Regions from separate parts of the Homo sapiens genome. Here regions 2, 3, 4, 5 and 6 are each linked to region 1. The links are chromatin loops, found by intact Hi-C in ENCODE. Cell type or tissue: dorsolateral prefrontal cortex. All regions are shown on one strand.

The links. Peaks named below come from ENCODE experiments on the same cell type or tissue, not always from the same donor. Only the 100,000 strongest peaks of a DNase experiment are listed, where the experiment ranks them.
Region 2: it touches region 1 in a loop (7-fold over the local background); 70 of 110 quality-filtered maps call a loop at or near these places.
Region 3: it touches region 1 in a loop (2.4-fold over the local background); 6 of 110 quality-filtered maps call a loop at or near these places.
Region 4: a loop joins it to region 1, with 4 times the contacts of the local background. A loop is called at or near these places in 7 of 110 quality-filtered maps.
Region 5: it touches region 1 in a loop (4-fold over the local background); 47 of 110 quality-filtered maps call a loop at or near these places.
Region 6: a loop joins it to region 1, with 3 times the contacts of the local background. A loop is called at or near these places in 13 of 110 quality-filtered maps.

Annotation. Positions count from the first base shown.
Region 1 is chr4:6,544,880-6,549,879 of GRCh38, reverse strand. It overlaps a transcript of PPP2R2C not described here. Among named protein-coding and RNA genes, the nearest start is that of MAN2B2, 28 kb to the left of the region's middle. RefSeq lists an enhancer at 1-151 and a silencer at 3,142-3,191. In dorsolateral prefrontal cortex, CTCF peaks have their summits at 1,170 (motif pointing left), 2,861 and 3,065 (motif pointing right); DNase peaks (open chromatin) are centred at 1,154 and 3,149; H3K27ac peaks cover 2,871 bases.
Region 2 is chr4:6,329,594-6,334,593 of GRCh38, reverse strand. It overlaps PPP2R2C (protein phosphatase 2 regulatory subunit Bgamma), which reads left to right. Exons shown (of 9, transcript NM_020416.4): 7 at 863-1,032. Among named protein-coding and RNA genes, the nearest start is that of WFS1, 62 kb to the right of the region's middle. RefSeq lists an enhancer at 2,131-2,632. In dorsolateral prefrontal cortex, CTCF peaks have their summits at 529 (motif pointing right), 2,359 (motif pointing left) and 3,373 (motif pointing right); a DNase peak (open chromatin) is centred at 3,382; H3K27ac peaks cover 1,044 bases.
Region 3 is chr4:6,370,598-6,375,597 of GRCh38, reverse strand. It overlaps PPP2R2C (protein phosphatase 2 regulatory subunit Bgamma), which reads left to right. Exons shown (of 9, transcript NM_020416.4): 5 at 2,898-3,075. Among named protein-coding and RNA genes, the nearest start is that of PPP2R2C, 100 kb to the left of the region's middle. In dorsolateral prefrontal cortex, no CTCF peak of the experiment used is centred here; a DNase peak (open chromatin) is centred at 2,509; H3K27ac peaks cover 2,193 bases.
Region 4 is chr4:6,386,187-6,391,186 of GRCh38, reverse strand. All of the region lies in intron 1 of PPP2R2C (protein phosphatase 2 regulatory subunit Bgamma), which reads left to right. Among named protein-coding and RNA genes, the nearest start is that of PPP2R2C, 84 kb to the left of the region's middle. RefSeq lists enhancers at 25-737, 1,592-2,091. In dorsolateral prefrontal cortex, a CTCF peak has its summit at 2,189; a DNase peak (open chromatin) is centred at 609; H3K4me3 peaks cover 551 bases; H3K27ac peaks cover 2,160 bases.
Region 5 is chr4:6,247,958-6,252,957 of GRCh38, reverse strand. No RefSeq gene overlaps it. Among named protein-coding and RNA genes, the nearest start is that of WFS1, 19 kb to the left of the region's middle. In dorsolateral prefrontal cortex, CTCF peaks have their summits at 1,854 and 2,054 (motif pointing left); a DNase peak (open chromatin) is centred at 737; H3K4me3 peaks cover 368 bases.
Region 6 is chr4:6,471,380-6,476,379 of GRCh38, reverse strand. It overlaps PPP2R2C (protein phosphatase 2 regulatory subunit Bgamma), which reads left to right and starts at 3,766. Exons shown (of 9, transcript NM_020416.4): 1 at 3,766-4,220. The coding sequence starts at 4,151. In dorsolateral prefrontal cortex, a CTCF peak has its summit at 2,067 (motif pointing left); DNase peaks (open chromatin) are centred at 2,059, 3,669, 4,169 and 4,449; H3K4me3 peaks cover 1,599 bases; H3K27ac peaks cover 2,458 bases.

The DNA of each region.
Region 1 (5,000 bases):
AGTCTCGAGAAATAACGTTCGTTACAGCTGCTGTCCCATAAGGACTGTCAGGGCAGGCTCAATAGTGGCCACCACTGAATAAGTGCCTACTGTGTGCCAGGCCCTACGTGGGAAAGTAGCTCATACCTTAAAGCTCATCCGTGGGCTCCAGCTACTGCCCGTGCTGCAGGTGCCTCCCGTTATCCTCCCTAGGGATGAGGAGGGGTTACGTGAGGTCACACAGCCAGCAGGTGTCATCAGAGCCCACTGCTCTCAGGGCTGCAAACCTGTGGCCACTCTACAGGAGCAGGAAGGAGCCGGTGTTATCAGTCTGGCTCTGCAGGTGGAGAAGTGGAGGGTCGTGCCCAGGAAGGCACAGGTGAGGGGCATTTCACTCCTGAGGGCCTCACCTTCTGTGATTCTGCCTGGGACTCCCTTCCCTGTATCTTTGTCATTATTCAGGTCCCAGCTGAAAAGTCACCTCCTCCGGGAGGCCTCCCCGGACCACCCTCCATCTGGAGTTGTCTGTCACTGGATCCAGGTGCAAAGCTCTGGAATGAAATGAGCCTGGCGTGTTCTGTGGCAGCAAGGAGGCTGGTGTGGCCAAAGCAGAGAGTGGGAAGGGTGGGGGTGGAGGTGGAAAAACGACGTGGTCCAATTTCCATTTTTACAGCGTCAGTCTGCCTGCTGTATGGGGCATGGACTTTGTGGGGGGCAAAGTGAGAACCAGGGGATGACTTTGGAGGCTACTGCAGTGTAGGAGTGAGCAATGATGGTGGCTTAGACCAGTGGCTTAGCTCCAGAGGTCTGGACAGGATTAACCAATTTATTCAACAGATATTTACCAGACACCTTGCACGTGGGAGGAACTGAGCCAATGGGGGATCTGTCAGTGAAGGGACAAACACATAAACATTCAAGAGCATGTTGGGGTGACAGTACTGCTAAGAGGGAAGGCGGGGAGAGGGCTGCCAAGGGACGGGCACTGTTCATTTAGGGAGGTGGGCAGAAGGAGGTGCGAGGCTCAGATCCCCCTTCAAGAAAGACTTTGCTGTCCAGCCTCAGGGCAGGCAGTCGCTTGACTGCCTCTGGATTTTGGCATCTTCAGGATCTGCCTCTCCCACTGAACCAAGGCTGTTCTTTCTGGCAGCCCTCAGCCAATGACTGCCCCCTGGAGGGATTTCTAGGGCCTGCCCATTTCTGCACACACCAGGACTCTGGCAGGCAGCCTTTGCCCTGGAGCTTGCTGTCGGTTGGCTGAGAGGGTCAGTCACACTTGCATGGCTGTCGGGAAGCTCTACCTGCCCACACTGGCTCTTCTACCTTTTACCTTTAACAAGTGTGACCTCCCAATAAACCTCTTCACTCCTAACTGACTCAGCATCCAAATACAGGGCTGTTTTCAGGAGTCGCTGTGCTGTCTTTGCATCCACAGATGTCACGCACAAGGGTTCCAGGCGCTCTGCACCCTCATCAGCCCTTGTGTCTGTGCTTTGGGATGTGCCGGCTGGTGGCTGTGAGGATGGGAGCAGGAAGCTTGGAGGTGGAGAAGGTGGGTTGTCATCCATCTCATTCCACCAGTGGGGGACCGGGAGGCTCAGAGAGGCTGAGTGTTAGCCATCCTAACAGGTGTGGTTGTGCCCCATTATGACTTCTTCTTCTTCTTCTTCTTCTTTTTCTTTTAAGACAGAGTCTCACTCTGTTGCCCCGGCTGGAGTGCAGTGGCATGATCTTGGCTCACTGCAGCCCCTGCCTCCCGGGTTCAAGCAGTTCTCCTGCCTCAGCCTCCGGAGTAGCTGGGATTACAGGTGCCCACCACCATGCCTGGTTAATTTTTGTATTTTTAATAGAGATGGGGTTTCACCACGTTGGCCAGGCTGGTCTCGAACTCCTGACCTCAAGTGATCTGCCTGCCTTGGCCTCCCAAAGTGCTGGGATTACAGGTGTGAGCTACCGTGCCTGGCCCCATTATGATTTTAATTTGTAATTCCCCCATGGTTAAAAATGTTGAGCATCTTTTTATGTGCTTATCTGAGACTTTTAAAAGTCTCATGGTTTTAGGCTTCACATGTAGGTGTGTGATCTGTTTTGAACCAATTTTTCTCTGAGATGAGAGGCCTGTGTCCCGTTGCGTTTTTGCATATGGATGTCCGGTTGTTTCAGCACCACTAGCTGAAAGATCACCCTTTGCACCTGCCCCAGGCCCATTGCAGACGCTGGGTCCTTTATCCTGTAGGAGGTCCTGCCTTCTGGGTGTATCTATGGCTTCCCTGTGGTGTCCCTGGGCACTTCTCTCCTGCCCCTCTATTTTCATAATCAGAAATCCGCAGAGCGTTTATTAGATTGAGCCTCAGGCCTGTTTTTCTTGGCAGGAATGCTTGGTTATTGGTGAGGTGGGCTTCCCAGTGCATCCCGCCAGAAGGCACCCAGTGTCCAGTGTTCCCACGGGTACTGGAGCACAGGGTGACCAGTGAGGTCGAGGGCGAGAATCTGCTATTTCCTTGGTTAGCTTCCTTATCATACCTTCTTATGGTTTCACCGAGACACTCAGGAAAGTTAGATTAGGGACTCTACTAGATGATTCCAAGAAGCTATTGTTGCTTTGTTAGGTGTGATAATGGCATTTTGGTTATGTAAGGAAGTGCCCATATTTTTAGAGATGCATGCTGAAGTGTAAGGGCGTGATTTTACTTTAAAATCTCCAGTGAAGAAAAAATAGGCAAGAGAAAAAAAAGGGAGAGATGAAGCAAGTGTGGCAAAATCTTGATAATCGCCGAATCTGAGTGACTGCATGTTTTGAAGATGAGTAAATGTTTTCAGAGGCCGAGGTCTGGCTTGCACAAGTTTCCCCCAAATGCTCCCCCAACCCCAGGTTATCAGGTGAATGTGAGCCGCTGGGAGCATTTAGAGGCTGTCTGCTACCTGTGCTTGGGGGCCGTTAGCTGTTGCTCTTCTTCCCGTCTCTCTTTCCTCCCCTCTTTCCTTTTCTCCCCTCTTCCATCTTTTGTCCCCACCCTTTTCCAAAGATTCCGGGCTGACCCTCGGCAGAGCCCCCGCTTCACGGCCTGCCCTTTTTCATAAGGACCACCAGAGGGCGCCATGATTTAAGTCTGTCGCTGTTCTTGGTGCTGAAATTCTGACAGCGGGTGGAGCACATGATGGGCCCGGGAGCTCCTGAGGGCTTCAGCCCTGTTTTCTGTTCCTTTGAAAACGAACACACCTTTGGGTCTAAGAAATATACTGTTTTATATTCCCAATATGTGGTCCCCAACCTTTGCATCCCTGAGGTTGGAAAGAGAAGGGACGGCTGAGATGCTTAGTGAAGGGTGCAGGCCTGAGAAGGCTTTGTCAGAATCTACCACTCACCAGCTGTGTGGCCCTGGGCTAGTCATTGCACATCCCTGAGCCTTGATTTTTTCTCATCTGTTAAGTGGGAATGATAACCACAGCTCCTTTAAGAAGTTATTGTGAGGATTAATGAGATGCTGCAGATTTTAGTAATCTCAAGATACTATTATTCCTATTGCTATGACCACTACTAATACTTTTTTTAAAGCACATGCTGTGTGTCAACGGCCCCTCCAGTGCACCCCCTCCCAGGTGTGAAGTCAGGAGATGTGATGTCCAACTCAACCCTGCCTTGCCCGTGATCACCGGTTTGACTCTGGCTGTACTGCAGCCACACTTGAAACCTTTTGCCTTCCTCTTATGGAAGATCCTGACCATAAACCTGACCTTGCAGAGTTCCCATGGATATGTCTCCAAAGCTCTGAATACAGTGGCCAGTGCACCATTGATGCTAAGTCAGCGACAGCTGCTATTATCGTTCTCAGGGCCCTTCTCGTTTAGCCACGTGTTGATTCTGTGCTTTGTGGGTCCCAATAACTCCATCTCTCCATGCTTCTCTGGAAACTGCCCCACGCAACCCCCCCACCCCCCACCCAGGGAACTGTGGTGCTGGGGCATTGCCTTCCATAGCTTTCTACCTCTATTCCCACAACCCTTTGTAGCTAAATCAACAGTAGATGTTGGTCAGCGAAATACTGATTTTGCTACAATATCTTGCTTGAATCCATGTGATGGCCCTAAGAGAGAAGCAAACGTTGCCTTACTGTGTTTACCTTACAGCTGAAGAAACTGAGGCCCTGAAGAATGAAACTGCCCACCCGAGGTGCCCCAGCTAACAAGAGTCAGGCAGGGAATTGGGGATTCTTAGAAAAAGAGGGTTGCTCAGAGATTCTATAGGAGAAACTGATGTCAGAGAGGTGCAGCCACTGGTTCAGAATGGCTGAGTGCATTCATGTCTGAGCTGGGATGGGAACCAGGCCCCCTGACCTTGTCCCAGAGCCTCTTCCTTGGTGTCTGGTTCTCTGCCTTGAGCCTCATGGGTATCATGGAAAAGAGACTTATGTAAAAGAAACATGCCTGGCTTTATGACACCTGAGACTTAAGACAGTAATTTTTGGTGATTAGTCTTCTGGCATACCTGGTCCCTCATGGCCTGCACCTTTTAGGCATTTGATTTTGTACTCACTTGTGACTCTAAAGCACCTTGTTAGTGGAGGTAAATTAACTTATTGATTTTGAGCTCCACTGCTACTATGATAAATTATAACACGATTTCAGTCATTTTGTTGTTTACTTAGGCAGTTGTTGAAATACTGGTGCGTTGGTAGAACTTCTGAAATGAATTTTTAACAAATCCCTAAAAACTATGTGAGCTTTTCCAAAATGTCTGGAGGAGGCAATAGGCCTGACTTTTTCATTAATAACGTATCTCCTGGTGCTGGTATGGTGAGGGTGAGCCCGGGAGAGCCCCAGGCTGTGGGGACCCCTTTGAGAACCGGCCTGGCATTAGGCAGCAGGCACTGGAAAAAGTCGTCATCCTTCCTGACACTGCATTTACACTCTTGGGGATTTATCCTGAGGAAATTATAAAAAAAAATTTAAGAAATCTCCTTCTGCCTAAATTCACTGAAGAATTATTTGACAGTAGGAGCAACACAAAATAAACCTGGAAT
Region 2 (5,000 bases), 220 kb after region 1:
CTTCAGCCCCAGGGTCACTGCTACCAGTGAGACAGATACCAGCAGAAATGAGCTTAGAGACCTTGTCCCACTTTGGGAACTTCTGCAGCTCAGGAAGGCCAGGTTATGGGGGCAGTGGGGAGGGGACACTGTCTGGGGAGTCCTCATTGCCCACTCTGTCCCAGTCTATAATTGTCCAGGTGGGCAGCAAACCGTTGCCTTTAGGGACCAGATAAGCAACTTCCTGTGCAGAGCAGGTGCTCCAAGAAAAAAGGAGATGGTCAGTGGATGGCATACAGGAGACTGTACCAACTCTGTGGCAGTCAGATTTGATTTTGTTACAAACCCCATGGCAATGAAACAAAACCCACCTATAAGTAGGGCTCAGCCATGCCTGCCCAGGACACCATGAACAGAGATAACTACTGGCCCAAGGTCCCAGGGCCAGTTAGTGCCAGAGCCACAAGCAGTGCCCAGTCTGGTAGAGGACATTGTCCAGCACATTTGAGAATGTCAGGACACCTTTGCAATCTGGCATTCAGCATCACCAGTAGGGGGCAGTAGAGGGCAGCACATCAAGTATAGCTTTGGCTTCAAATCCCGACTCTACCACCTTCTTCCAGCACTGACTCCCCAGGCATGGGTTTTAGCCAGCTGCTCCTCCATTTTCTTGGCTATGAATGGGGATAGTAATGGCTATTTCTGCACAGCACAGAATCTTACCAGGCTTGTTCCCTGGTAAGTGTTTAGTTCTAGGTTTGAGGAATGAATGAATGACTGAATAAACAGAGCATGGGCCCAGGTGCAAAACAGAGTCATCCGTCGTGCCAACCCCATGGGCGGGAGCAGCGCAGTGACGGCCATTGCTTCTCTGTCTCCACAGTCTTTGAAGAGCCTGAGGACCCCAGTAACCGCTCATTCTTCTCGGAAATCATCTCCTCCGTGTCCGACGTGAAGTTCAGCCACAGCGGCCGCTACATGCTCACCCGGGACTACCTTACAGTCAAGGTCTGGGACCTGAACATGGAGGCAAGACCCATAGAGACCTACCAGGTGGGCACCACAGCAGGAGACCCCCAATCCCGGGTCTTTTTTCCCTATGCTGAGATCCCCATGGAGGGGGCCTTCCTAGCCAGGCGTGGCTTTCATATGCCCGGTATGTAGGTGAAGACACGGAGGCTGAAGAAATCCAGCAACTCATCCCCACACGTAGCTTGGCAGAGGGCAGGAGTGCTCAGTCTTGCCTCACAGGGAGCTTTGGATGTCCCTGAGCAAGGCCTGCAGTCCAGGGCCCAGGGGCCTCAATTCCAGGGAGGAAAGAGATGTGGGAACAGAGATGAGCGTCAGGCTGGGCCCCAGTGGAGCATGTAGACGATGGCTTCCCTCCCCACTCCCTGGGAGCCTGCATCGGAGCTGTACCATTAAAGAGGGTTAAGCGTTGCCCTCCCAGGGTGCATCCGTAAGCAGTGCACGCAGAGGTGAACTGAGCACATGTTTCCTTTCCAGATCCTCAGCACAGGCCTATAAGCCTGGAGTCTAGGTGAAGCCTGGGCCCTTCTTGGACAGTATTATTTATTATCTTGCTATTATCATCCATTCAGATATGTTAGGGGGTAGACAACAAAACTCATGTGATGTTAAAATAAAATGTGGACTTGAAAGAAATGTGGGATGGCTTCAAAGCTGGTTCCAGTTAGGTGGGGAGATCAGGGAGGCTTCTTGGAGGAGGTGGCATTTGTGCTGGGCCTTGAAGGATGGGTAAGATCTGGCCGTGCAAACATGGGTGGGAAAACACCCCACCAGAAACCCCAGCCGGTTCCTCACCGTGTCACTCCTCACACATGGGGTGCCACGTGCTTGACATCTGTCACCTCCATTCTTTACTGTCCGGTGACAAGGAGCCATCATCCTATTTGGTGGAAAGGGAACTCGGGCACTGAGAGGTAGGGAGATGAGGGAGGTGTCTCTCGGCTGGGCGGTGACAGATTCAGAGCCCAGGCTCAGAGCCCTACGCTTTCCTTTCCTCCGTGCGAAGACCTAGTAGGAAAGCGTCCTGGGTGGCGCAGGCCTCGCTGGGAACTGGTGCAGAGCTCAGAGGGTGGGCTGCTCTGATCTGACCTGGGCCCCAGAGGAACAGCTCACGCTCCTGGAAGCCACACACCCACAAGGACCGCTATGGGGACCGCCTGTTTGTCAGCCACGTGTGTTTACTTGAGTTCTTGCGACTGCCCCAGCTCCTCCCTCAGGCCCCCTCCTCACACTGCACACCCCAGGCAGGACTCAGCCCTCCTCTGTCCCTGTGGGAATGGCAGAGACCCCAGACTAGGAGAGGGACAGGATAAGCCCGGCTCAAGCCTGCAGGAGCAACTCTCTGGCTCCCTCTGGAGGCAGCTCAGGGAAATGAACATTTCCAACCCCCTCCGGCCCCTTGTCCGGTCACTTACCTCCATCCCTGAGGTCAGCAAAGGCCCATGAACCCCTGAAACTACGTGGAATGTGTTCTATGAGCATTTTCAGGGGGAGGGGGACACAGCTTTCTGAAATTCTCATGAAGGACCCCACGAAGGAGGGGAATGACTGTTCTGGAGCGTGAGGCCGTAAGCTGGGCACTTGGCATCTGGCCCAGCTGACCTATTGATGCTAAAATAATAGCAATAACTACATAAAAGCAGCACAACAACCAACATTTTTTGGTGGCTTGTGATGTGCTAGAAATTGTGTGTAGCAGGACTGCGTTCGGCTGGTGTGCGGTGCTTAACAAATCGGGGCTATTTTTCTCCCACAACAGGGAGTCTGGAGAGGGCAGTCCAGGAAGGTGGGGGGGCTCCATGACCCCGGCAGCGCCACAGTGGTTCCTTCTGTGATCCAGTCCACCATCATTTGGGCGTTGGTTTTCCACCTTCACATGTGGTACCTCATGGTGGCAAAGTGGCTGCCACACCTCCAAGCACTTTGCCTACATTCCAGGCAGGAAATAGGAAATGCACTAGATCTCACCCCTGGGGTCTGTTGCGTGTTTCACTGTGATTGTAAAATCTTCCCCAGAATGCTTCTCAGAAGACTTCTTACACCTCATTGTCTAGAATGGGTCCCTGGCAGCCACCATAGTGGCTGGGAAGATTAATGGTTTAACAGCCTCTGTGGTTGAAGAAGGCAAGGGTGAAGGGGCTGGGGACGGTTGTTGAATGAGCCACACTGAGGTAAGTCCATAATATGCTTTGCCTCATCTAAGCCTCCCAGCTGTCCTGGGAGGTGGGGCCGGTATTCTCCCCATCCCATTTTATTGGAAGACAATTGAGTTAAATGGCAAATCTGTGACAGAGCCAGCAAGCAGCGGACCTTAGATTGACAGTCTTTCTCCAGAGCTCTTCCTCACCCTGCCACTAGAGGGCAGGAGATGCTTAGTGCACGGCAGAGAGAACAGCATGCGCATTTGGACGCGTGCATCACCAAGGCTGCTGGGAGCTGAGTAAGGAGGACACACAAAAATGCAGAGCCGGGGGTGGGACACGAACACTAAAACCTGCTGCCATTCATCCCCCTTGATTTTAGTTGTTACACATACTGAGCCAGTACCCTGTGCCCAACACAGTGCTAGACCCTGGACCCAGAGAGAAGGAAGAACCTCGGCCTCACCCTCGAGGGTCCCAGACAGACAGGAACACAGTGACCCTCAGCTTGGTGGGGCTGCAGCCCAGGGGCCCAAGGGGAAGGCAAGGGTCACCAGGAGGACACGGGGGCTGGGGAGGGATGAGCAGGGCCCCAGGCGGGAGTCAGGTAGCCTTGTCTAACCATCCTGTGTGCAGTGAATAGCAGGCCCTTCCTCCCAATCCTGCTTCCCCTAGTGCCACTCTGTTTTCCTGTGTAGTCCTTGCCACCATATTAGTCAGATGGCTCAGAGAAACAGAACCAACAGGATGGGGATAGAGACTGAGAAAGAAGGGAGATTTGAAGGAATTAGCTCACGTGGCATGTTCTAAATCTGCAGAGCAGGCGGGCAGGCTGGTGACCCAGGGGAGAGTGACTATGCGAGCCCACACGCATCTGTTAGCGGAATCCCCCGGTCCTCAGGGAGGTCTGTCTTTGTTCTATCAGGGCCTTCGACTGATTGGACAAGGCCCCCCACATGATGGAGGGCAGCCTGCTTTACTCAGTATATCAGCTTAAATGTTAACCTCCCCTACAAAATGTCTTCACAGAAACACCAAGTATCTGGGTACCTTGGCCCAGCCAAGCTGACACACGAAATTGACGTTCACACCACCCTTCACATTTTCTGTGTTCGTTGGAGTTGTTAATTTCAACTCCTGGGAGTTGAAACCAGGCTCCATGGCACCCAGTTACCTTCCCTTCCGCACCCAGAGGGCAGAGCCCGTGCCCTGTTGTCCTGGCAGCTCCAGCCTCAGCAGAGGGCTGGCACTCATGCGGCCCTCCGGGTACAGGGCTTGTAGGACCGGCTGCAGTCAGGTGGATGCAGGTCCTGGGGTGTCACCCTCTCTCCTGTGGGGTACGGGAATCCTGGGGAAGGGTCCTGGTCAGCCTCTTAGAGGCTGTGTGACCCTGTGAGCCTCAGTGCCTCGTGCTGTGGATGGATGAGAAACCTCTGTGGGTTCCCTCTTCCCCTTTCTTGATGGCCGCCACCCTGTGTTCTCGGAGATCATTACCCTCAAAAGGCCTGCCCTGCACTTAATGCCAGAACCACTGTGAGGTTCGCCCTCTTATCACTTTAAGTTTGAAGAAACTGAGGCTCAGAGAGATGAAATCACTTGTCCAAGATCACACAGCTGGGAGGGCAGAGCCAGGATCTGGACCCCAGGTGGTCCTGGCCCCTGTGCTGTGAGCGTTCTGTTTGTCACAGTGGACTCTGCTCCCTGGTGCTACTCCCGTCTCTGGCCACAGCTCAGAGGTCAGCCGTGTGCCTGGTCGTGGGCCCCCGATAAGATGAGCAGGGCTGTATTGGGCTGTGTCACGGTGGAGGTCAGCCGTGTGCCTGGTCGTGGGCCCCCCGATAAGATGAGCAG
Region 3 (5,000 bases), 170 kb after region 1:
GGGTGGTGTATGGCTGTAAAGTGCTTTTCACCTATAGCTGAGGGTGGAGAGCAAGGCAGATAATCCCTTGTTATAAGAAGGGGGAAACTGAGGCCCAGAGAGAGACAGCAACTCACCTAAAACTGCTCAGCTGAGTGAGTAGGCAGAGGCAGAAAGAGAATGGGTCAGCAGAGCTTTGTGGCTCCTGAGTCCTTTACTGAGGGCAGAAGGAAGCCTGGACCGTGTGAGGCCTTCAGCATCTACAAAGGCCTGAAACAGACATACCCTGAAACAGACACACACGTGCCCAGCATCCAGTGAGCCGCCATAAATATAAAGCAGTAGTCAGTGCTCTTCCTGAGAAGAAGAAATAAATGTTTAAATACATTGGCCTAAATGACTGGCAAATTGCACAAATAAATTCTGAGGAAGTGGGCAGCCGATTAGCTTCGATGTTGAGTAATGAGGGTGCTGGTGCCCCCTGCCCCACCCCCCGTCCCAAGAAAGTTTATGAGGGTTTCATCTAGAGGGAAGGATACAGCGATCACATCTTGATCACCCTGGTGTTTGGGGCAGAGCCAGTGGCCTTCATAAAAATCCTGTTTATGTCCCTCCCAGCGTTGGAGATTTTTCTCTGTAAGTCACACACATCCCAAGACACTTAACTGTCACTGAGAACCTGGGTGCCCTGGTCTGTCCTCATCCTGCCTCTCACCTTGTTTGCTTCCGATTTCACCCACGCCACGCCAACCCTGCACAGCATTCTACCCACCCTGCGCAGTTCACACTGGAGGCAGCTGTTTACTGAGGAGCTGCTCCACGCTAGGCCCCGGGCTAGCCCTTGGGGCCCTAGAGGTGAGCAAGGTTCAACTCAGTACCTGTCCCCAAAGTGTCCCCAGCCCCCAAGGAAACAGACATGGAATCGCCATCACACTGGCGCTCAGTGCGGTGACAGAGGAACACAGAGAGGCCGTGGGCACCCCAGGAGGCCTTTCTCTACTTTGTCAATTTGGTGAACTCCCATACATCCCATAAAACCCTACTGGCCTTCACCTCTGTAAAGCCTTTCTGCGCAGGCCAGATGACAATTGTGATCTTTCCTGTGTCCCCTCTTGCCTTTTGGATCCGACACTGTCTGTCCTTAGTGTCTGTATCTTCCTTGCCCCTCATCTTGACTAGACTGTGGCTTCTGCGGAGGCAGCATGTTTTACTCATGAAACCCCCAAACCTTCAGGGAAGGTTTCCTTTCTCTCTTCTTCTCTTTACTAAAAAACTGGTTTTGAGCTCTGGTTTGGTGGATGGCAGCAAATGGCTGGAGCACTGGATGAACTGGGTCCCAAGGCCGCCTGGAGAAAACAGAAAGCAATGTTGCCGGAAGGAAGCAGGAGGTGGACTGAGATGCCAAGACTTTGCTGGGCCAGTGATGCTCTGCCCTTCTCCAGAGCAGCTGGGCTCCCTCTCTCTCCTGAGAGTCCAGGGATCCCCAGGGTGGGCAGTGGCTGCACCCCGAAGGAAGGGAAGGTTAGCAGCATAGCTAAAATATCTGACACAGGAATACGTGCAGGGAGGATGCCTTGGAGGAGTCACACTAACACCAACTCCCAGGCACACAACCTAGAAGCAAAGACACAGAGGCAACAATGCAAGAACCACCCAGAGCCAGGCTGTCACTCACACCGGTGCTGCGTGCACACACACACACACACACACACACACATGCATGCACATACACGTATACTCAGTCATGCATGCACACTCACATGCACACTCATATGCACACACTCATACATGAACTCTCAGCCATGCACACTCCCACACACACAGGCTGGGTGCCCTGGTGTGTGGGAAAATTTAACGTGGGCTGCAGAGCTGCCTCTGCTCCAAAGGAGCTCAGTGCTTGTCACTCCGACTGCAGCACCGAGGCTGTCACCTCCCATCTCAGCTGTTCCCTGAGAGCTCAGGGACACAGCCCATTCATTCATTCTCTCACACATTCACTCATTCACTGGAGAGTCTCTCTGCTAGGCCTTGGACTGAGCGCTAGAGAGATGGAGAGATAAACAAGAGGTGACGCCTTGCTCCCGTAGCTGATCCCTAGTCCACTGGGAAAGCTGATGGGACCAGTTGACAGCCTCAGGGTTGGTCAGGGCTGTGCAAGGGACCTTCAGGGCTGTGAAAGCTCAGTGTCTGATGCCATGGCAAGGACTCCTCGCACCAACTGTCTGAGATGAAAGTTCGTATGAGTCAGGCTAACTCCACCGCTGTAACAAAACAACACCAGCAGTCCAGGGCCGAGCACGGAAATGCATTTCTCACTATGGGAAGGTTCGATGTGGATGTGCTGGTTGGGACACAGCTCTCCTGCAGGATCCTTCCATCCCCATCCCATGAGTCTCAGTCCCTAAGGCTTGGGTCCTCACCTTCCAGGTGGGGAAGGTGCTCCCGCTGCTTAGCTGCATCAGGGCCAGGTATCACTTTGCTCACATCCCATTGGTCAGAACTAGTCATGTGGCCATGTCTGGGCACAAAGGCTGCTGGGAAATGTAGTCCACATGTAGACAGCTGTTTCCCAGTGACAGCACTGCATTGCAGGAGGAGGTGAGGAGGCCTGGCAGACAATTGGCTGGCTCTGCCACAGTATCTTTTTGTTTCATTTTAGAGTTGAGGAAATTGGGGTATAGGAGGGTTCAGCCACTTATTCACAGACCCACAGCAGGTAAGCATCCATGCCTCTCTTGCAGGGCTGGTGGGCGGCGGGCATTTGCCATCTGTCACTGCCTATTTCAGACCACGGAGGATCAGGATGGACGCCCACCCCTGTGTTCCAGCCTCCGGTTGGGATCACATGCTCACGGCATGCTATGTCCTGATGCCACCACCTGGCCTTCACCTCTTCCCTGCCTCCTCATCCTCTGCAGGTGCCAGTGCTGAAGCCCATGGATCTGATGGTGGAGGTGAGCCCTCGGAGGATCTTTGCCAATGGCCACACCTACCACATCAACTCCATCTCCGTCAACAGTGACTGCGAGACCTACATGTCGGCGGATGACCTGCGCATCAACCTCTGGCACCTGGCCATCACCGACAGGAGCTTCAGTATCCTTCACTGTGGCCTGGCCAGTGCCTCCCACGGGCAGAGTAGCTTCCGTTGGGTGGTGGGTTTGGTTTGATTGGCAGACAGCTGGTTTGGGGATGGCTGCATTGTTTAACTTCTTCAGTGAGGCACCTCTGGCTCCTAGTATGCGTGTGAGGCCCAGATACAAAATCATGTCACGTCTGTTTCTGAAAACCGCAAAGTCGTGGTTGCTGAGCATTGCACCCATCGCCTCCTCCAGCATGGCCATGATCCCCTCATCCTAGGGCCTCACAAGGGGCCAGGAAGGAGACAGAGTTCAGGGTTCAGCTGCTCTGGACGAGGGACTGCTGGCCTTGCTCAGCGTCCACTGAAGGCGCCTCGGGGCCCTCCCCACTGGGACCCAAGGCAGGCTGTGTTAGCATAGGAGGACCAGCACTGGGGCCCCGGCCAGGGCTTCGGGTGACAACCAGGGTGTCAGAAGCCCAGCTGGGTTGGGGTCCTGAGGGCCCCCTGCTCGGTGTTCTCCTGTGTCAGGGCAAGCTAGGGGAAGCAGCAGCATTGACGATTCCCGCCGACTGCTGGGAAGAGAGCTGGTGATGACATGAGCACCAGCCTGCAGGCAGGGCGAGGCTTGGCCTGCCGGGGGGCTGGTGGGCGGGCAGGCAGGTTGCTGTGATGTCACTATTCTGCATACAACCAATGATAATAATAATTATAATAACACACAGTGAGACTCTGTGTGCCAGGCTCTGTGACTAACATCAACAAGCATTCATTTTAACTCATTTCACCTTCACAACAACCCTATGAGGTAGGTACTATTCTAAGTCTCCTTTACAGATGAGGAAACTGAGTCACAGAGCACTCAAGTTAACTTGCTCAAAGCTCACAGCCAGCAAGTGTCAAAGCTGGGCCTGAAACCCAGGCCCTCAGGCCCCAGAGTCCCCGCTTCTAACCTCCATACCACACTGCCCTTTGTGGAGGATGCCACCCAGGTGTGTCTTGGAAGGGGTGGGAAGACCCTCCTGAGAGCCTCCATGCAACTGGATGGCCTCCCGACTCCAGGCAGCCTGGGCACCCAGCAGTGGTCAGGAGTGGGCTGTGTCCCTCGGAGCAGTAGAAGCCGGGATAGCTGTGGGGAGCAGGGGAGGCAGGGAGCATTCCAGGAAGGGTGAAAGAGAGTAACAAATGGCTTTTGTGGTCTGAGATCCAGGCACAGCCAGAGACCCCTGGGCAGGGAGACCCTTGGAAAACAGCGGGAAGGGAACAGAGCAAAGCGTTGGATGTCCCCTGAGCCAGCCAGAGGGTGCGGGGCACATGTGTGGGCTTCGGAGGCAGAAAGTCTGTTTGGGTCTGACTGCCACCTTCAAGCTTTGTGACCCTGGGTGAGTACACTCACCTCCCTCTCCGAGACTCCGTCTTTTCAATCATGCCTCCTCATAGACCTGTGGGGTGCCGTCAGTGAGCCCCTATGTGTGATGTGCCGAACCCTAAGTCAGCACTTGGTGGGTATCAGGAAGCATCAGCATCTCTCTCCCTTCTCTTGTCCCAAAGGCATGGAGTGCCCAGAGCTGGGAGGCTGGATTGGGCCAGCCAGGAAGGTTCCAGGAAGGATTGGGACCTGAGCTGCTTTGAAGGCTTGAAGCTCAGATTTCTCTGGACATAGAGGGCTGGGCTGGACATCTGTCTGACCCTCCACTGAAGCCGAAAGGACATCGGGCCCCACCAGTCCACAGTGCTCATAGCAGCAGTTGGTTAGACTCTTTCTGCTGCACGAGCATGTTTGATGTGGATAACTGTAAGAGAGCTGCGGGCCAGGTGGCTTCAGGGGCTGGAGCATCGTGGGTGATGGCTCTCTGGGCTGATTGCCTCTGCTGTCTTCTGTGTTTCAATCTCAGGTGCCAGTAGTTGGGGCCCCACCCTCCCAGAATAAAGTCCAGGAGAA
Region 4 (5,000 bases), 160 kb after region 1:
AGAGCCCTGACAGGCAGATCCTGGGTTCCTGGGTGTCCAGGTTACGTGGGTGGGCAGGTGGCAGCTGGCACCCACCCCATACAGACACTCTCTGACACCCCCCAAAAATACTCCCACCAGCCCCTTCACATTTTCCTCCAGCCAAGTGACCAAAGCACAGCTCAGGGCCCATTTGCCCTGGCCACACTGTCCCCACTCTCCCCACCCAACCTCTGACCACAGGCCTGGGAGCTGCCCCATCTCCACCAAGTTCAGGCTGCAGGAGGAAACGTCTCACCAGGCCCGCTGGAAGGTGGGGTGGTGATGAAATGTGGGGGTTCTTCAGCGAGAGTGGAATTCAGTAATAAGGTGATCATCACTGCCGGGCGGTGCCTGGACTCATGATGAGCCAGGACTAGGTGAGTGCAGAGGGCTGGTGAGCAGGCCTGATCTGTGACCCCGGTGGCCCTGCGGCTCTCAGACCCCTCACATAAAATCCCATCAGGGATATTCCGTTCCCTGGCCCGGAATGAGGTCTTCGTCTTTCTGATCGCCCTTGGAGAGCCCAACGGCCTTCCGTCACTCACTCAGTGCTGATGTCCAGTCCCGGCAACAGTCTGACTCCGCCCAGACTTGGCGCTTCCCCTCCCATGCGCCCGCCGCCCGGCGTGCTCCCTGCTGGAGGGTGACATGGGGAGGGGCCTGGCTGCAGCCCTTTTCAGGCAGCTCTTGTTGGCTGGGAAGGGAGCCTGGGGATGGGCCGCCTTCTACCTGCCGGTGGCTGTGCCCACTCTGAGTGTGCTTGGTGGGTGATTACAGCTGCTCACAGCTGTCAGGAGTCCTTCACAGGGCAGTCTGGAAGTTTCCTGTAGAGCTGTCTCCTGCAGAGTCCTTACCTAGGGAGACCCCGCTGTATGTCCTGTGGCCAGTAGCATCCTGTGGCTTTGCTCAATCCCCCAGGCACAGTGTGTGCACCCCCAGCCTCCCTCTGCTGTGTTCTCCACGCCCCTCTGGGCAGCCGGCACTCAGGACCTAAGGTGGTCCTAAGCAGCTCTCCCCTGTCCCCTGGAAGTACGTGGAGGTAAAAGCTGCATCCCTGGCAGAATCAGACCCCAAACTCCAGACCCTTTTGCTGTGAGTCTCAGGCTAGGGTCTCCCACCTGCAGGAATCATTTTGGGCCTTTTGAGGGTCTCTTTCATAGACGTGGGTGGGGCGTCTGCTCAGCACCTGCTTTCTCCTTCACCAACTCCTCAGCCTCCCATCTCTGACCCCATAAACGCTGAGAGGAGAACCAGGCCTGGGGGGCAAGTTCAAGGACTCAGGAGGCAGACCGCTGGAATCCAATCTCTCCCCTGCCCTTACTAGCTGAGCGGCTGTTGGCAAGTTGTCTTCTCTGTGCTTCAGTTTCTTCATCTGTGCAATGGGGGTGATAACAGCACACAAGAACATCTTGGAGTTGTTAAGAAGATTCAGTAATAGGTGTAAAATGCTAAAGCTGGGGCCTGGCTCCCAGGAAGTGCCCAGAAGGTGTACTGTGATAACCACAGACGCCACGTCACCCCGCTGGACCTGGACTCCGTGAGGAGGGGGCTCCCCATCTCCTTATCCCAGTGTCAGCCCGCTGCTGGGTAAATTCGCTCGCCAAGCCCATACCAGGTGCTAATGGCTGCAGGAGCCTCTTCCTCTCCCTGACATTTCCCTTCGGCAGCAGGCGGACCCCTCCTTCCTCGCCCACCTCCATCCTTAGCAGCCCTGATACCTCTGACAATGCTAATTAAATGCAACAACCTCATCAGAAGGCTCGAGCTGGGCTTGCCTAAGGCCCCCTCTCTGCCCTGAGCCCTGATGGATCATTAATGGTGTCAGCAGCACTTATGGTGATGGACGAGGGGAGCAAGTCCCCCGACGTGCTGGGGAGGAAGTCCGTGACGAGCATCTTCATCTCCTGTCTGCAGGCCTCGGCCAGAGTTTCCAGGGAACGTCCTAGTCCACAGAATCGTTTGAATTTCACATTTACCCTGGGAGAACCATGGCCAGGCAGGGATGTCAATTCCCATTGTATCCATGAGGCAGTCAGGGCTCAGAGAGGGCAAGAGATTTGGGTGAGGGCACACAGCTGGTAAGTAGTGGGGCTGGGACTGGATTACCACGGCTTTGATGAAAGCTGCAGGGGGCATCTGTAAGATCCAAGGGCGATGTCTCCCCCAGGTGGCACGTGGAGAAGAAAGCCAGCAAGTGCCACCGGCTTGGGGGTAGCCCAGTTCTCGGGGGCTGGAGCCTGCACACTCTCATCTCAGCTCTGTGTCAGTTTCCTAGGGAAGCTGTGACAAAGTGCTACAAACTGCGTGGCTTAAAACAACCGAAATTTGTTCTCTCACAGTTCTGGAGGCCAGAAGTCTGCAATCACGATGCTGGCAGGGCTGGGCTCCCTCTGACGGCTCCAGGGAGGACTCTGTTCCAGGCCTCCCCACCAGCTTCTAGTGGTGGCTGGCAATCCTTGGCATTTCCGGGCATTTCCAGGCATTGGGAGGCCCGGCTCGGCCCCCCAAAGTGCTGGGATTACAGGTGTGAGCCACCATGCCCGTCCTGCCCTTCATTCTTGATGCCTCCCTTCAGCCTCTGCCTCTGTCTCCCCATGGCCTCCTCCCTGTATCTGTGTGTGCTGTGTCTTCATATGGACTTCTTATCAGGATACCAGTCCTTAGATCTAGGGCCCACCATAATCCAGTATGACCGCACCTTAACTTGATCATCTGCAAAGACTCTATTTCCAAATAAGTTCCCATTCATAGGTACCAGGGGTTAGGATTTTAACATCTTTTTGTGGGATGCAGTTCAACCCACGATACCATCTTTGCCCATCTCTGGCTCTGGCGTGCAGGGACCTGTTACTGGGCGGGTCACTAGGGATACCACCTCTCACCTCTCTGGGCACCCATTGGTAGGCCTGTGCTGTGCCCAGCACCAGGGGGCTGGCTGAGGCCTCCTTGTTCAGTGGCTCCTGTGTGCCTCTCCACTTGGGGGTTGCCCTAGAGCTGCCCAGGAAGGGAGGAGGCACCTCAGGGGGGGAAGGACAGCATGAGTTTCCATGGGCTTCTCGTCACCCACACAGAGTGACTTGGAATAATGCACCCAGTGGCTGATCTGGGGCCCTGAGCTCGAGGCTGCAGCCAGTGGCAGCTCCAGGCCCTGCAGTGTGGGGACAGCGATGGCCAAAAAGAGCACATGCCAAAGGCCCTGCCACTTAGGGGACTTTGGGAAAGTTTGACCAAGTTTCCTTGTCTCTAAGTAAGGAATGATAATTGGTCGATGGGATTGTTCTGAGATGAAAGTGCTGGTCCTTGGGAAAGCTTCAGCTGAAATGTCTTTTTATTTTGCCCTTCACTCTTTTTTTTTTTTCTTCACTGTTGTCGCCCAGGCTGGAGTGCAATGGTGCAATCTCGGCTCATTGCAACCTCCACCACCTCTCAGGTTCAAGCAATTCTCCTGCCTCAGCCTCCCAGATAGCTGGGATTACAGGCGCCCGCCACCATGCCCGGATAATTTTTTTGTATTTTTAGTAGAGACAGGGTTTCATCATGTTGGCTAGGCTGGTCTCGATCTCCTGAGCTCAGGTGATCCACCCGGCTTGGACTCCCAAAGTGCTGGGATTACAGGTGTGAGCCACTGTGCCCGGCCTGCCCTTCATTCTTGACGAATATTTCGACTGAATTCAGAATTCTGGGTTTCCAGGTTTTAACATTTTCTTTCGGCACATTAAAAGAGTCTTCTGGGTGCCATTATTTCTGCTGACAAGTCAGCAGTCTCTGAGTCCTGGTGTCTCTGAATGTAATATGTTGTTTTTATTCTAGCTGCTTTAACATTTTCTCATTATTTCAGTTTCCAGTAGTTTGCAGTTTGACCAGGATGTACCTGGGTATAATTTTCCTTGTGCTTATCCTGCTTGGAGTTAGCTAAGCTTCTTAAATTTGTAAATTGATGTCTTTTACCAAATTGAGGAATTTTTCGGTCATTATTTTTTTATGTGTTCTTTTTAGTATATCTTCTCTCTCCCCTCCCTCTACAACTCCAATCACATGTGTGTTGAACCTTTTGATATGCAACAGGTCTTTGAGGATCTTTTTCTTTTTAAAAAAATTTTTTTTCTCTCTATTCTTCAGACTGGGTAATTTCTATTGAAATCATCTTCAAGTTCACTAACTCTTCTATTTTCTCAGACTTTCTGTTAAGCAATTTCTGTTAAGGTGTGATTTTTTTTCTGTCTCAGACATGGTATTTTTAAGTTATAGAATTTTCATTTAGTTCTTTTTTAAATTGTTTATATTTCTCTGCTGAGATTTATTCTTTCATGAAGTATGAGCCAATTTTCTTTACGTCTTTTAACACAGTTATCATAGCAAGTTTAAAAATCTCTATTTGCTAATTGCAGCGGCCAGCACATTTCAGGTGAGTTTCCACTGACTGTCTTTTATATTAAGTATGGCTGGTTTTCCTATTTCTTTGTATATCTTCATATAATTTTGGATGATATCCTGGGTGTTGTGAATGATAGCATAAGAGCGACTCTAGATTTTTGTTACTTCTCCCCAAAGAGCATTTTTGTTTTGCTTTGTATTTGCAAGCAGTTAACTTGGCTGAAAGCAACTGTAAACCATCTGCAGTCGTGAGTGGTGGGCAGTGGCAGGAGCCTCTGTTCACTTCTTCTAGCCCTGGCTGGGTTGCAGCTGCTGGAAGTCTGTCCTGTGTGTGTGTGGTTTGGGGTCAGCCCAAGACATGGGCAGAGTTTATTTGCCCCCTCTGGGGATCTGTCTTGGTGGCTCTCTTCATTCCAGAATTTACTCCCACATTTTTCCAGCTGCTGCGAGTGTCTCAGACTCTGTTTGCTGCTCTATCAAGCCAGTGAGACTCTGGCTTTCCGTCTGAGTTCTGGCAGCCCTATGACACAGGCTGGGACTTGTCCTCAGGCTGTGAAAGCCATGAGACCAGGAAAGCCAACGCCGGCTGTTCCTCCCAATTGCTG
Region 5 (5,000 bases), 300 kb after region 1:
GAGGTGGGCGGGCATGCGTGGGCTTAGGTGGGCCCAGCAAGAGATGCCCTTGGGCAGGACAGCTTGGTGTGCATGGCCAAGGAGGGTGGGTCCCAAGCCAAAGGCATTGAACACCAGGCTGAGGAGTGAGGATGCCACCTGCTGTATCACCCAGGCAATAGGGAGCCTCTAAAGGCTTTTTCTTTCCCCCAAGATGAAGTCTTGCTCTTGTCGCCCAGGCTGGAGGGCAGTGGTGGGATCTCAGCTCACTGCAACCTCTGCCTCCTGGGTTCAAGCGATTTTCCTGCCTCCCGAGTAGCTGGGATTACAGGTGGGCACCACCACGCCTGGCTAATTTTTGTATTTTTAGTAGAGATGGGGTTTCACCATATTGGCCAGGCTGGTCTCGAACTCCTGGCCTTGTGATCCGCACGCCTCGGCCTCCCAAAGTGCTGAGATTACAGGCTTGAGCCACTGTGCCCGGCCCCTAGAGGCTTTAAGCAGGGGAGTGGCCTGGTCAGAGCCATGCTCTGGGATGGTATGGCCTACCACTGTGGCCCAGCAGGCTTGAGGGTCCCAGTTAGTGCCCCTGGAGCCAAGCAGAGGACTGGACAGGATCCAGCGTGGGGAGGGAGCCCTCCCTGCTCTTGTTACCTTGGCAGAAACCCCGAGAACACTAGGTCCGTGGGCAGCCCCTGCAGGCCTGTCCTGCTCTGCTGGCCAAGGCTTGGAGCTCTGCCTGGGGCAGGAGGTGCCCATGAGAATGCCAGGGAGTGCGAGCTCCCCCAGAGACCCAGGCAACAAGCACCCACTCGACTCCAGGGCTCAGAGCCCTCGCTAGGATGCCGTCAGCATTTGGGCTGCTGCCTTTTGCACTCCAATACTTGAGTTCAAGTCCTGGCTCCACCACTGACTCCGGGCTACAGGGACCTGGGCTATAGCCATGTCCTCCTCTGAACCTTGGTTTCCCCATCTGTGAAATGGCTGGATTTGTGCCCTCAGCTCTGCCCTCTCTTACCTCGCACCTCCCTACCCATGCCCAGAGCCTCCTTGACACAGACAAATGTGCCATCGCCTCTGGAATGCTGGGCACCTTAACAGTCCAGGCCTGCCAGACACTCCAAATTCTAGGGCCTCCCAGGGCCTTAAATGACAGGAAGAGAAGGCCATCTTATCTCTGGAGACAGAAGCTTGGGGCTTGGTTCTATTTCCCTGGCAAATTCTGGGGCACAAACCAGAAAGCTGCAACAGGAAAAGACCCATACTATGCAAGCCTAGGCTTTAAAACCGAGAGGGACCCCGGGAATCTCGCGCGCCAACTGCCTGCACTTTAAGGATAGAGGCACGCGGGCCAGGAGAGAAGTGACTTGCCCAAGGTCACCTGGTGGCAGTGAGTGCCGTGCAAGCCCCAAACCCCCCAGTCCTGGGTTCCCACATCCCTGCAGGCTGGCTCAACTGTAGGGCCTCCGCTGTGGAAATCAGTCCTCCGACCTCAGATCTGGAGGCCCATGGCCAATGCACATTTCCGATTAAACATGCCTTTGAGGCCGGACACGGAAGCTCGCACCTGTTACCCAAGCACTTTGGGAGGCTGATGTGGGAGGATCACTTGAGCTCAGGAGTTCGAGACCAGCCTGAGCAATATAGTGAGACCATGTCTCTACAAAAATGAAAATAAAAAAATTAGCTGGGCATTGTGGTGCACACCTGTGGTTTCAGTTACTTGGGAAGCTGATGGGGAGGATTGCTTCAGCCTGGGAGGTTGAGGCTGCAGTGAGCTATGATCATGCCACTGCACCCCATCCTGAGTGACAGAGCAAGACTCTGCCTCAAAAAAACAAAAACAAAACCCCCCAAACAAACAAAAAACCCAACCCTCACCTTGGCCCTCCCAAAAAAAACCCATGCTTTTGAGGAGGTCAGCAGAAAGCTCTTGTCTTTGGGGTGGGGATCGGGGGTGTAGAGGAAGATTTGACTCTTGGAGGTAACTCCCAGCCCTGTTTGTGACATTTTATTTTTCTCTTTCCAAGCTCCTGGTTGGCAAATCAAACAACTAATCACTTGACTCTTGTGCCCTCTAGTGGTCACTCTTTGAATAGCAATAGTTAGGACTAAATTTAAACGGCAAAGTACTCAGGTAATCCCCAAGCCGTTTGTCTAGGGCCACGCTTCTTAGACACTCCCAGGCCTACAGATCATCTTGGAATATTATTAAAATGCTGATTCTTTCTCAATAGGTCTGGGGCGAGCTCTAGATTCGGCATTTGTAACCAGTTCCCAGGTGATGTCGATGCGGCTGGTGCTTAGAGCACACTTTTGCGTCGGGAAGAGATTCAGCACTTAAGAGCCACCTACATTCCCCTCTATGCAGGTGCCCACAGGAGGCGCTTCCCTGTGCCATCTCACTACCTGACGTCAAAGAAAAGGTGCAGAGGTGACTTCCCCAAGGACGCATAGTGGTGAGGCAGGGGTTTTCACCAAGGATCTTTTGATTCAAAGCCAGTACTCCCCACATGCACAGTAACATATCGGAAGACATTCTATGTTAGCAGATATCACAGACAGCACGGCACAGTCCACTCGGAGCTCAGAGCTCTCCACCTGCTGGATCATCCCTTGCTGCATAATTTGAAAAGCCCAGTGCAAAATAAAAATTCAGGCCCCTTATTCAAAAAGCAGGAGGAAAGTGCAGTTACAGGGGTGAAATAGAAAGCTTTTCCCTTGAAAAATTTATTACTTATGCAATGTAATAGGGATAATAGTGATGCATGAGTAACAACATAAACTTACAAATTTGTCAAAATAATATTTTGGGTGTGATTATTTATACAATAAAACAAATAATACTTTATGTGATAACTGGATTAGAAGCTTTCCCTGGCTCACTTTTCTGCAAATTCATTTATTAGGTTATCAAAGCTTACACTTTTAGCAACTTTGTTTTCAATCGATATAATTGAATGTGACATCAGTTGCTGTTGGCAAATACAAGCTCACAAATCATTTTAGGACACTTTCCATTTTAAGAAGGACCTTTCTGCTGATGCATTTTTTATTGGAGCTATTAAGAGTATCTTATAGGCTATAATAACTTTGAGATACATTTTTTATAATTTTGAAATACAAATGTTGGTATATCTAGAGCTGATGATTCTTGCAGAACAATTTTTCTAAAAATATTTAACTCTTTATACAAATCATTTTTATGTGAATCTGAATTTAATTTTAAATGTAGACAGACAGTGGTATTTTAATGTTTCATGGCTGACCTTCCTGCAACCTGTGGGGGTTATACAGAAAACCAGCGGTGGCTTTAAGGATTGAATGCACTATAGCGTAATTGCCCGTTTATGCCTTGTATCACTGTATCTTGAATTACAAGGGGAATTTAATTTTAAAATCATCTTCCTCATTAATAATTGTATCATCAAAGCTCAGTACGAAAATATTGTTCTTTTGGTCAAACGTGACCATCTTTATCTTTAATTTCTATTTCTAAGCTTTTGGATATTTGTTTATTATAATGTTGCAATAGTTTTTGAAACCAGAGATTCTAAACTTGTTGGAGAGTTCCCGTAACTCCCAATACGCTTTATTACAGTGTCCCTGTGTACACTTCTGTTTTGTAATAACTTATAAAGTTTACTGCTTGAGCCCTGGCAGTTCCCATCCTGGCCTGAGAGTTCCATATTTATGCAGGGGCCGCAGGAGCCACAGGGGCTGGCTCTTGGGATGGAAGGGCTGGCCGGCCCCCCACTGTGGTCTAGGCACTTCCCGGCGTGAAGAGAGGAAATAGTTCACGGCTCACGACTTCAACTTGTCTGGCCATAAAAGTGGGTCGTCAAATTTAAAGGGTCTGTGATGAGGATTGTCTAAGATTTTAAAGCTGCATCCCATGCTTTATTAGGAAGTCCTGAAAGCAATTCAGTGGGCTGTGTGCAGTAGCTAAAACATATGAAATAGAAAAGAAAACAAAGGGTCAGAGCGCACCTCTGAAGTGGAGTAAATATTGTTGGGCAAGGGCTTGGTCTTAGTTATATCTGTGTGCTGGGCCATATGTAAAATTCATTTCTTACCATGCCTCCTGTCCCAGCAGGGTGACTGAGACTGTGATGCCACAGCTCTGCTTGCTCTGTTACCCCTAGTGATTTGGTTTCCTGGGGCACTTTAAATTTGGCCAGAGAAGAATGTCCTGCTGAGGCTTGGGACCCAAGCTCCAGGTGCAGGCCAGGCTGGCATCGACGACCCGACCCACTAGGAGGGGGCGCATGTGCACCAATGTCTGTGTCTGTCACTCCTCTCTGCTCCTCGACCTCACCCGCAATGCTGAAGGCCCAGGTTTGGCTGTTTCATCCCCAATGACCCAGAATGGTGGCCCTAGGTCCTGTAAGTGCGGGCTCATTGGGTGGAGATGTGTGGGCGCCTCAGCTGGGGGGCTTGCTTGCTGGCCAGACATGAAACCCAAGGCCCGACCTGAACCCCAAGGTGCACTGTGAATGGAATCACTTTAGCAATAAGGCTCAACCACAGGGATTACACGAGACAGTCAGCCCAGGCATGGCACATGCCAGGCAGTCCATCTGGGTTTTGTTATCACTGCATCTCCCAGCATTGATCCTGGGAGAGTGACTGTCAATAACAACATGAATAACTAGGTCTAGAGCCCCTGCAGGATACAAGCATCACACAGGGCACTTTAAAAAAATGCATCTGCTTTCATCCTTGCAGTAACCCCGTCAGGTATTGATATCCCATTTTATACATCTGAAACCTGAGGCTGAGAGAGGGAGTGCCCTGCTCAGTGCCCCACCTGAGCTAAGGTGGAGATAAGATTGAGTGTGGGGACTGGGCGTGTCTGCTGACATCGAGACTGGAAGTATTAGATCCCCCAGCTATTCTAACTCGCTTGTGGCAGTGGGGAAAAAAGGCGAAGGGGTGGGCTTCAGGTCCTGCAGGCTTCTGGAGGTAGCACCAAGGCCAGAATTAACCCTGCCCACCATCTGCAGGTAAATCCTTCCTCT
Region 6 (5,000 bases), 74 kb after region 1:
ACCTCTCAAAGACCCCACCTCCTAAAACCATCACATTAGGGGACAGGATTTCAATATATGAATTTTGGGAGTCAACAGCTGTTCAGTCCATGGAAGTGGAGAGAGAGGGGAGTGAGGGAGGCCTCGAGAGGTGGCTAGCGCCCTTTCCTGACTTGGTGGTTAGATGAGTGTTTACTTTGTGGTCGTTCTTCAAGCTGAACAGTTAACTTTTGTGCAGTCGGCTTGGGCTGCCATAATAAACAAGATAGGATAAGTGGCGTAAACAACAGAAATGTACTTCCTCCCAGTTCTGGAGGCTGGAAAGTCCAACATCAAGGTTCTGGCCAATCTGGTTCATGGTGAGGCCCCTTCCTGGTTTGCAGGCGGCCACTGTCTCGCCGTGTGCTCCCGTGAGCACCTGGGGAGAGAGTGGGCAAGCTCTTTGGTCTCTTCCTATAGGGGCACTAATCTCTCCATGAAGACCCCACCCTCATGGCCTTGTCTAACCCAAATCTCCCAAAGGCCCCACCTGCAAACATCATCACATTGGGGGTTAGGGCTTCAGCCTGTGCACTTGAGGGGACATGGTGCGGTGCACAGCACACTTTCCATGCATGTTCTCTCTGTCAATTACAACAAGTTGGGGGCACAGAAGCACAGGGAGACATAGCCTGGTGGGGCCGTCAGAAGGAGTGGAGCATGTAAACCTGCTGAGAAGTGGCAGCGAAAGGTGGTGCCACTGAAGTAAAGGGAGGCGCATGGTCCACAGGGTGAGACCACGAGAACTCAGCATAGAGAGAGGCCAGCATGCGTCCACTGGTTCCAGGAACAGGAAAGTCATTCTCATGCCGTCTGACACAAGTTTCTTTTCTGGGGTGGGATGGATGGCAAGAAGCCAGGTTGGAGGGCACGGCAGTGAGTGAGGAGATGGCGAGTGTAGCTGTACCCTTTTGGCATTGTGGTTGTGAATGGCAGAAATGCAATGTGCTGGTGGCTGAAGGGACACGGAGTGAGGATAGCTTTTGAATGTGGAAGAGACCCAAGCAGGCTTACGCTGTGAGAAGCATCTGGAGAGATGCTGACAAATTTCACCTTATTGAGCTTTCCTCTACACTCACCTTTATAAAATGGCACCTCCTCCTCCCCGTTCCTTTCTATCTCCATCTCCATCCCCGCCTTCATCTCCATCTCCATCCCCATCTCCATCCCCGTTCATCTCCATCTCCATTCCCGCCTTCTCCTCTGCACCAGTCATGGCCCACACAGTACATGCTCACTTTATGCTGTCCATCTCACCCCACTGGGAGGCCAGCTCCACGAGAGCAGAGCATTTCTCTATTCTGTCTTCCACACTACCCTAGTGCTGGGAACATGCCTACACATAGTAGATGCTCAATAAACATTCCTCATTGAATGAATGAAAGTACAGAGAGGAGTCTGTACAGAGAGGCTGGGGGTGGCAGGATCTGGAGCTCAGGCTCTGTCAGCGGGGGCAGGGCTGTGTGCAGATACAGATGAGGAAGCAGCAGATTGTGTGATTTAGTGGAGGTGGGGGGTGGGCAGGGGGCTGAGGGAGAGTCCTCGGTTGTGCTGGAGGGGGAGGGCTTCCAGGAAATGGAGGAGACAGTGTGGAGGAGCCCAGACACTGCTTGTGGTGGGGGTGGGGCAGGATGGGGTGGTGAGGGGTGAGGAGGGGATGGATGCAAGCCTTGGGGCCCAGTCAGGTTGGAAAGACCACCCACTGCAGGGTCCCCAGCATGGCTCAGAAGCTGATGAAAGGGATGATGTACTGTGTCAGGCCAGAGTGGGGCTGTTTTCATTGTAGTCCAGGACATCCCGGGAGATGAGGCTGATGCCAGCATAGGGTGGGTGTTTTGGCAGGATTGACAGATAGGGAGAGGGGACTTCTCCATGATCAGAGAGGGAGGCTGAGGAACATGCGGGAGGGTGGGCCTCAGCATGATAACAAGAGAGCTCCCAGGAGGCCTGACCCCTGCTGAGCAGGACTGGCCACCCCAACCCAGTGGGGCCACTCCTGCCATCACATCCACTTTACAGATGAGGTTGTGCCTGGGCCCCCTTGTGGTCAGGACTTGAACCCAGCCTGTCTTTCTCCCAGCATAGCCATTTTGCTGGCTCCAGCTAGAGAGGTGAGGGGGTGTGGACAGAGAGTGGGGGGCTGGCCTTAGGATGTGAGGTGGGGGGCATGTGAGCAGACAGGTGAGAGAGAGAGAGGAGAACATGCCAGGTGGGTGGGGGCCAATGTGGGTGTCGGTCACTTTCCTACGGGGTAGAAAGTGACAAAGAACAAGCACATCCTTCCGGCCCTTGCATTTACCTGGTCCTTGAATGGAGTCTGCACAGCTGGGAGATTTTGGCTTGTTCCACAGTGAAAAGGTAGAGGCTGGAACAGGGCAGGGCACTTGCCAAAGCAGGTGCTGGCAGGGCCCCAGGGCCTCTCCCCAGGCCAGCCCTTGCATGACAGCCTGCAGAGTGCTGGTGGGGCTGCTGGGGGGCTTTCATCTCCTCATAGGTCCATTCTGGGGATTTCAAAGGCACGAAAGCTGTAGCTTCAAAAACTCCCTCTCAATCTCCAAGAAATCTGAGACGGCATCACCTTCCCTCGTCTTTCCCACAGCCCCAGTCTCCCTGCCCCCAACGCCTTTGGACTCTCCTACCTCCACTGCAGTTTGGGGAGCTGTCTGGAGTTCCCCCAGAACCATTTGAAACAAGTGGAGGCCATTACAGACCAGCCCCCACCTGGAGCATGGCTCCACTGATGCCTTAGACCCAAGAGCCCCTGCAGCTCTGGTCACCCCACTGCACTTACCCCTCCCAGGCAAGCCACAGAGTCCCTCGCTTTCCAGGAAGGCTCTGTTGAGCTCCTAGGGAGGGCTGATGGTTCCTCACCCACACCTCTGAATCCCCACTGGGGCTTGTGTCCCGTGCAGGGGACTGTGATTCATTAGGCGGTGGGTCACGGTGGAGGAGGTGGCAGCTTGGCAAAACAGGAGGCAAATATTTTTTGAGGGCCCACTATGTGCCAGGCTGATTACCAGAGGGAGGTTCCTGTTTGGCAGAGCCCTGGGTTTGGAGGGGAGGGAGGGAAGGGAGGAGGGGGACGCATTTTCCAGCCTGGTTTTGGAGGTACCTAGCTCTGTATTTCTTTAACTTTCTCACTCGTCAGGAGAGGTGGGCATGAGGAGAGATCTCAGAGCCCTGCCTGGGGGAGGCCCAATCACCCCTCCAGCCATTTCATCCAGTTTTGCCTTGTCGGCTGCTGGACCCCCTCCACCAGCTTCTTCACATGTACTTAATGCTCCCAACGGGCCCCAGAACTTGCGCGACCCACCCTCTTCTACTAATGAAGGGAGACAGTGTCCTTCCCCTCCCCCGAGTCCCCATTCTCCAGGTGCGCCCTCTTCAACTGCGACCCCACTCCTTCCTTCCTAGTCCTTTCTGCCTTCTGCCTGCGAGGCTGCTCTCCTCCTGCCCCCTTCCCAGCACCCCGGCTCTTGGCCTTCTCTCCCATAACTGGAGCACCTGGGCACCCAAGGTACCCTCCCCCCAAGCTCAGCTGATCACCCTCTCCCCGCAAGCTGGCGGTCTCCTTCCTCCCTCCCCCGTGGCGCACCCAGCACCAAGGTGCCCACCGCGAGGGCCCGAGCACGGCGGTGCAGCCTCGGCTTGGGCGCCGGCTCCACCTGCAGGGCCGCGGGGGCGGAGAGCGGGCGGCGCGAGGGAGGGGCCTGCGACAGCGGCGGCGGCGGCGGCCCCAGCCCGCGCAGCCCGGCTCGGCCCCGGCTTGGTCGGCGCAGCGCAGCGCCGCGCGCGTCCCCTCGCCGCCGTCGCCGCAGCCAGGCGCACCGGCACCAGGCCCCGCCGCCGGGCGCACGGACGCAGCGCGCACGGGCCGGCCGGGATGCGCGCCTGGGCCCCGGCCCGCCCGAACCCGCGGCCGCCGCCCGCCCACCGCGCGCTCGCTTGACCGCGGCGCCCGCCCCCGGCCGCCCCCGCCCGTCCCCCTGCCGCGATGCCCTCCCTTCGGGGCCCCGGCGGCCCGCGCCCCTGCTAGGCTGCGGCGGCATGGCCCGCGCGCCCGGCGCGACCTCTGCGGATTGCATCGGTGTGTGGCGGCGGGGCATGCCCAGAGCACCGGGCACGGCCTTCAATGGGCGAGGACACGGACACGCGGAAAATTAACCACAGCTTCCTGCGGGACCACAGCTATGTGACTGAAGGTAACGTACGTGTTGTCTGAGACCCCTCCGGCCGGCCGCGGCGTGGGGATGCCGTCGCACCGAATGCCCTCCGAAGGTTTGGACCGCGCGATGTGTGTCGTGTCCCCCCGCCCCACCCCACCCCACCCCATCCCACCCCACCCCACCCCATCCCATCCCACCCTGCCCGGGGCCCAGGAGGGAGGGAGCCCGAGGGTACCGGCCTCCGCTGCCCAGCGCCGGCACAGGGCAGCGCCCTCCTCCGCGCCGCCCTCCGGGAGGCAGCTTTCCTCTCCCAAGCCAGGTGGCATCCTGATTCGGCCCTGACCATAATTTTTTAAAAGGCCACGGCTGTGGCTAATCTGGTGAAGAAATCTCGGGGAAATTTAATGGTTTAAATCCTGGATTTGCCATTTCAGCCCTGCCCAAAGCCCGCAGAATTTTCTAGGCTGCCCTCTCCCTGGAGAAGAAGAGGGACCCGGGGGGAAAAAAACATAATCCATTGCCAGATCCTCCTGGGAGGCCCGCCTGCCCGGGCCCCTCCCTGTCCTCCAGAGGCAGGGTCCCTGAGTGGGAGGGAGAAGGCGGCTGGTTTGGGGCTGGCCTTTTTATTCCTGGTGAGTTATATTGAGACAGGAGCAGCTGGGCTAACTGTCGGGATTTTCCAAAAAAGTGGGACATGCCATCCCAAACAGGCCCTGTTTAAAATCCCCTAAGTTGGCCCTACAAGCCCAACCCCCACCCCCACCCTACCCCCGAGGCTGGTGGGTCAGCGCCCCTCTCTTACAGGCCTGGAACTTC